Regions from separate parts of the Homo sapiens genome. Here region 1 is linked to region 2. Evidence: chromatin contacts called from ENCODE Hi-C data. All regions are on one chromosome and are shown on one strand. The core of a region is the stretch at or near the end of the contact, and the rest is flanking DNA. Distances in the headings are between cores, read along the strand shown.

Region 1 (3,181 bases), core at 615-3,114, 860 kb before region 2:
TAACTTGTTCACAGTGTAATCCCTGCTTAGCACTGTATCTGACACATAGCAACACTCAAATAATGTTTGCCAAATAAGTGAGAACAGAATATTAGATGATGCAGCTTCTTCTCTAATGTATTAGTAGCTATATCGTCAACCACAGAATGTAGCTACACCCACAACTGCAGGAAGCTAACGTATGTTCTTGAACTTAAAAAAAAAAAAATCTTCTAGCTAACTTATTAACCTAACCACTAGATTATAATGAACACTACAATTTAAAAAAGTATATTGCAGCTATATATGCTCCATAATGTATTTCCTCCTTACCTTGTAAAGACAGATGTTTACATTTAAAATTATTTGTAATTACTTACATTTAAAATTAGTTGTAAACACTAGTCAGGAATAACTTACTGGTAATTTTGTTGATTTAAAAACAGAAGGACTGGCGAGAGTTTGTTCATGGAGATTAGAATAATCACTAGGACTTTCAAAAGGATTTAAAACAGGGATCCTTCCTGGAGTTTCTGGTGTTATTTGCATCTTTGATTCCTTGACATCTCCCATAGCACAGAGAGAAAACTAAAAAGAAATCAAGAGTATGCATGTTAAAATTACAAAGTCCCATAGATATTAATTTTAACTATTAAAATGTACTCGACAAATGTGTCACAAAAAACAACTCAAAACCTCACACTCTTGGGGCTATGATACAGCTTACAAAAAAAGTATCACATATAAATGTTCTCAACTGATCCTCGAAACAACCTTGAAAGCTATAGCAGTAACTTACTAGTGATATTATTTTGCGAAAGTATTAAGCTCAGAGAAGTGAAGTGGCTTATACGCAGCAATCAAATATGAATGAATTCAGATCTGCCTCTGAGGAAACTAAAGGTTACAACAGGCCCAGATCTCTTCTCAACTAAAGGACTTATAGCTACAATTTTTTTTAAATTCATCATCTCATGTCTCAACACTATGAACATTCTTCGGATACCCTATCCAACTACAGTTGCTATTAAACAATTCTTTGTAGCAAGCAGGTAAGAGATGAGGAAGCTTGTGCCTTTCTTGCACATGAGTCCTAGCCAGAGAAGTATGATTGACAGGGGCTAGGAAATTAACTGCCTGGGGTCCCCTTTCCTCCAAAAATCCTCCTTTCGCCAAGACCTCCCCTCCACCCCTCCCGGGATAGAAAGGGAGACTGCATTACTTGCAATCAAAGGAGGCTACAGAGGCTACACCTTGGCGGGGTGGGGTGGAAAAGAGTCTACTTCTGGAAGGTTGAGATGCAGCCGGCTTCCCTGGATGGAGTGCGAAGGAGGCGTCGCCCCCAACCCTACGTGGCCACTCTTTCTGGTGCCCCTCTCTTCCACACCTACTCCCTGACTGCTCCCATTCACCAGGGGCGAGCGGGCAGGCAAGTCAGGAGCTGGGAAAAGAAACCTCTCCATTCAGACAGGAGGAAAGGCCAGGGACCACAAAGAGCGTACCTACCGGTGCGTACAAAACGAAGCCCCCAGTACCGACTCCAGGGAGCTCCGGGGGCCAGGCCAGCTTCCACGACAGGCATAGACTCTTTAACTCCCCGCTTCCGCGCTGTCTTGGGCCAACCAGGGCACGGGGCTTGTGAGCGACTAGCCAATCGTGTCGTCCCGCCATCCGCGAACCAGCCAATCGCACGGAGGCCGCGTAGGAAATTCGAATGGCAACTCCTCGCTCCACGTTCCGCGCAGAGGAACGTGGCTCCAAATTCAAATCAACGCAGCCTCACGCCGGCGGCGAGCGCGAGGGGCGGAGCCTGCCCGGCGTGGGCCGAGACGCGCTGTGTGATTGCCTCGGAGAGAGGAAGGCGCTCCAGTTCCGGGTCAGGCCCTTCTCCCGCCTCCCTCGGCCTTAGCCATGGCGAGTAGCAGCGGTGCTGGGGCGGCGGCGGCGGCCGCGGCGGCGAATCTGAATGCGGTGCGGGAGACCATGGACGGTGAGTTTCCGTTGCGCTCCCTTTACCTTGCGTGCCTTCCCAGAGCCAAGGCCCCCAGGCGGGAATGAGCCTGGGGAGGACTTCAGGTCCCCTTAGTGCCCCAAACGGCATCTTCCAAGATCTTTGGTAGGGACCTGCCAGGGCCGCAGGGCTGATGGCCCTATCCCTTGAGAGTTGTCTCCGCCGCTGCGTAGTTTGTCGCGCGCGCTAGGCGTTGCGGCCCCTAGTCAGCCGGTTGCGCACCGCGTCCCTCTCGCGCGAATGCCGCGCCCCCTCTATCCCGCATCCCAGGTCCGCCCTACCCGCCCGATCTCCTGCGGTGACAGCGTCACGCCCACCCCACCCAGTACACCCGTTCCCTCCTGCGTGCCGCGTCCCACCCGATTCCCGCCCGGGGCGCTTCGGGGGTCCCCAAGGTTGGGATCCCGGCGGGGACAGGGGCCAGGTGTTTGGTCACCGCTATGCCTCCTGTTCTTCGCACTTAAGTAGGCACCTTTAATATCCGGCGAATGAACAAGTTCCCCTTTGGTCATAATTATCCTAGTTTCCTCTTGAAGCGGGTGACACCAGTGCCCAAGTGCTATGGTGTCGCCTGTTTTCGGCCCCGGAGGCACGTGTGTGTGAAGCCTACACAAGTGTTGCAGAACACGAAATTTGTGTCTTGCGGTTACCCTCTGTCTACCCTCTAATGTCGGTTCTGCCACTTTATGCCCCTGTGGTGAGCTTGGACTAGATACTTAAACATCATTGAGCCTGTTTAGTTTTTTTTTTTTTTTTTTCTGTAAAATAAAACCCTACCTCCAGGAGTTGTGAATATTTAAATAAGACAACCATGTAAAAACATATCAAAGATGATCAATTATTTTTATATTATTTCAGATGGCCTCTCTCTTGTAGTCTTCTTTCTTTGTCTCCTTTTTACTCACATCCACCTGTATTATGAGTGTTTGATCGATGTTGTTATTTGCAGTGGGCCTAGACGTTTTCCAGGGTCTACTCACGTCAGCTTCCGTCTCTGTTAAAAGATAACCCTATGAAATTCTCACTGCTGTATCTCTCTCTCCTTCACCGTAGGCTCTTTTTTTCTTTTTTGAGACACAGTCTTGCTGTAGTTGCCCAGGGTGGAGTGCAATGGCGCAACCTCGGCTCACTGCAACCTCCGCCTCCCGGGTTCAGGCGATTCTCCTGCCTCAGCCTCTGGAGTAGCTGGGA
Region 2 (3,231 bases), core at 246-2,745:
AATGATATAGAGAAATGTGATCATTTCAACACCAGAATGGCAAAAATTTTATTATAAAATTTCCCAACCCTGTGAACCTGCTACTAACAGTTTATTTTAAAAATCTGTCAAATGCTAAAGCATTGCTTCATATCTTATGAACTTACTGAACATGTGTGGACCGGTTCAAAGGCTAACTAATTGAAGATACTTGGAGACATGAGCAGCAAATAGATTTGACCCATATTCAAATGATATGTTAGTCAAAAATCCTTGAATAAATACTTCAGTGCAACAAGTTAGAAAAGAAAAGAAAAGGAAAGAGGAAGGAAAGGAGGAATAGAGTCAGTCTAAACTCAGCCTCATGTTGTTTTAAGCACAGCTACCCAAGTCTTTACAAGTCAACTAGTGAGCTTTGTTTTTGTTCTTCCCATTATTTACAAAACATATATTTACTGACAAATTGAAAAGGACTTTCCAAAACTACAGCAGCACTTTTCAAACATGAAAAAAAAAAAAAAAAAACTATTGTGTTGTCCAAAAAACACATTAGCAATTGGCTTTGGGTCTTAAAGGACATGAGGATAGTTGGTTACTGTGTAAGACAGGTGAATTAATTATAGAGTTTTGGGTAAGAAAACCCTTTTTCCACTTTCTAAATCTTCAAGGATACCTTATCTCCTTGATAGCTCTAGGTTTAACAGGTATTTCTGACTGGCTTTTGGGGAGACAGTGAAGTTATTCTAAATCATCCACATCAAGGCAAGCATTTCTTTCCACAACCTATTAGGAAATATGGAATTGAATACAGAGCTTTCCATTATTCTTAAGCGATTTCGGACTGACTTTCTTCTCACCACTTGAAAACTGTCCTGGAATTTTCACTATCTTTATATAAATAAATAATTTAGTAGAGAAATAAACAATCAGATGCAAAAGAACATTACGCTTTGCTTACATGTGAATTTTCCTCAAAATAATTTCTGAATAATCGTGAAGTGGGGGCTGTGTTTTCGTTTCTAGCTCATTGCCAAAACGCGTGGAGATGGATCCTAAATCCTGGAAGGAGAGAGCTCGGCGCGCTCAGGCTCCTCTTTAAGTTGGCGGGCGATTGTTTAGAAGCTTTGGAAAAAATTACCAGTCCCCGCGGACGAAATGGAATGTGAGACATGCAATCTAACGGTAGTAGTAGAAGAGAAGTAGATGATCTCCCTCTCCTTTTCCGATCGCCACTTCTGTGTCCCCGGCTTTTCCTCTCCGTCCCTCCCACAGTTTCTTTCCGTATCCTCCCCCTCCCCTCCTCCTTTCCTCGCACGCTCCCTCTCCAGTGTCTCGCGCTCTCGGAGTCTCTGCTCCGAGTTCCTGGTTGGATAATTTGGGTTAATACTAGTGAGTGAGGTTTTTGCGGCTTCAAAGGGTATTTCAAGTTTCCGGAGCTCCTCCCCTCTGCACCGTGTGACAACAACAACTCGTCCAGCCGGCAGCCTGCACTTTTCAGCTCATTTTCTCTCTGTCATTCCCCTCTCAATCTTTGATCAATGTACTTGCCAGGGAGAGCCCAAGTCCTTCAAACCTCCTCCTTTTCACCTTCATCCTTAACTTTGTGCTAGAGCGAGACCCACACAACAACAGCCGACCCTCCCCGCCCCACCCCCACCCCCAAACCAGCCCTCGATCCCAGCCCCCGGAGAGGACTCGCATTTCGACTTGCGGGACACTTTTGTGCGTTCCTCTCCAGAGCGCCTCTCGTGCTCGCCCCTCTTGCGCTCGCTCTTTATTACCTTCACCTCCTTTTCTCCCCCTTCTCTCCCTTTCTCCTTCTCGTTCTCTCCCGGAGTTGTTGTTGCCCCCCTCGCTCCTTCTCCCCCCTTTTTTCCCCTTCCCCTCCCGGGGGTGTGTGGCAACTTTTCCTCTCGCTTCTCCTCCGTCTGTTTCCCCTTATATGTGACCATGGCAGTGCCGGCGGCTTTGATCCCTCCGACCCAGCTGGTCCCCCCTCAACCCCCAATCTCCACGTCTGCTTCCTCCTCTGGCACCACCACCTCCACCTCTTCGGCGACTTCGTCTCCGGCTCCTTCCATCGGACCCCCGGCGTCCTCTGGGCCAACTCTGTTCCGCCCGGAGCCCATCGCTTCGGCGGCGGCGGCGGCGGCCACAGTCACCTCTACCGGCGGCGGCGGCGGCGGCGGCGGCAGCGGAGGCGGCGGCGGCAGCAGCGGCAACGGAGGCGGCGGTGGCGGCGGCGGCGGTGGCAGCAACTGCAACCCCAACCTGGCGGCCGCGAGCAACGGCAGCGGCGGCGGCGGCGGCGGCATCAGCGCTGGCGGCGGCGTCGCTTCCAGCACCCCCATCAACGCCAGCACCGGCAGCAGCAGCAGCAGCAGTAGCAGCAGCAGCAGCAGCAGCAGTAGTAGCAGCAGCAGCAGTAGCAGCAGCAGCTGCGGCCCCCTCCCCGGGAAACCCGTGTACTCAACCCCGTCCCCAGTGGAAAACACCCCTCAGAATAATGAGTGCAAAATGGTGGATCTGAGGGGGGCCAAAGTGGCTTCCTTCACGGTGGAGGGCTGCGAGCTGATCTGCCTGCCCCAGGCTTTCGACCTGTTCCTGAAGCACTTGGTGGGGGGCTTGCATACGGTCTACACCAAGCTGAAGCGGCTGGAGATCACGCCGGTGGTGTGCAATGTGGAACAAGTTCGCATCCTGAGGGGACTGGGCGCCATCCAGCCAGGAGTGAACCGCTGCAAACTCATCTCCAGGAAGGACTTCGAGACCCTCTACAATGACTGCACCAACGCAAGGTGAGTCGGGGGGGATAGCCCCCGCCGCCCGCGCCCCTTCCCACCAGCCTGCTCGCCTGCCCTCGCTCCTTTCCCGGCGCCGCTCGCTCTGCGCGCCCGCGAGCCGCGCGCCCCGGCGAGCGCGGCCCTCTCCTCTCCCTGCTCGGGGCTCGCCAGCCGCGCCCGACCCCCTGAGAAGTTGGCACCTCACCCTGCCCAGACCTCGCTCTTCGGCCCGGTCCTCCCCTTGCCCTCTGGGTCCCGGGGATGGGCTGCTGTGGGATGTGGGAAAGCCGAGCCTCGGGGCGGAGGGGACGAGAGGGAGGAGGACGGCGCCTTTGCTGGAGCCACAGCCCCCTGCCCCGGGCGCGCGGGCGCCTGGAGACCCCTCTCAGCGCTGCTGTCCGCGTTCGTGCGCTCCCCAGGACCTGGGTTCCACGGCCAGCCTCCCGGCACCGACAGGGCTGATCTGTGG

Evidence for each region. Hi-C counts contacts between places; a loop is a spot of excess contacts on that map. Pooled maps may share reads with other maps.
Region 1: a pooled map shows a loop between it and region 2 (4-fold over the local background). The contact joins the promoter of MZT1 here to the promoter of DACH1 in region 2. A Hi-C loop is called at or near these places in 1 of 37 single-sample maps with no recorded cell type and 4 of 50 pooled maps.

Annotation. Positions count from the first base shown.
Region 1 is chr13:72,726,312-72,729,492 of GRCh38, reverse strand. It overlaps MZT1 (mitotic spindle organizing protein 1), which reads left to right and starts at 1,864. Exons shown (of 3, transcript NM_001071775.3): 1 at 1,864-1,969. The coding sequence starts at 1,891. BORA (BORA aurora kinase A activator) reads right to left here and starts at 1,570. Exons shown (of 12, transcript NM_024808.5): 1 at 1,486-1,570; 2 at 400-567. The coding sequence starts at 552. RefSeq lists enhancers at 1,289-1,338, 2,059-2,128 and silencers at 1,549-1,698, 2,222-2,403, 2,359-2,418.
Region 2 is chr13:71,865,468-71,868,698 of GRCh38, reverse strand. It overlaps DACH1 (dachshund family transcription factor 1), which reads left to right and starts at 1,495. Exons shown (of 11, transcript NM_080759.6): 1 at 1,495-2,777. The coding sequence starts at 1,930.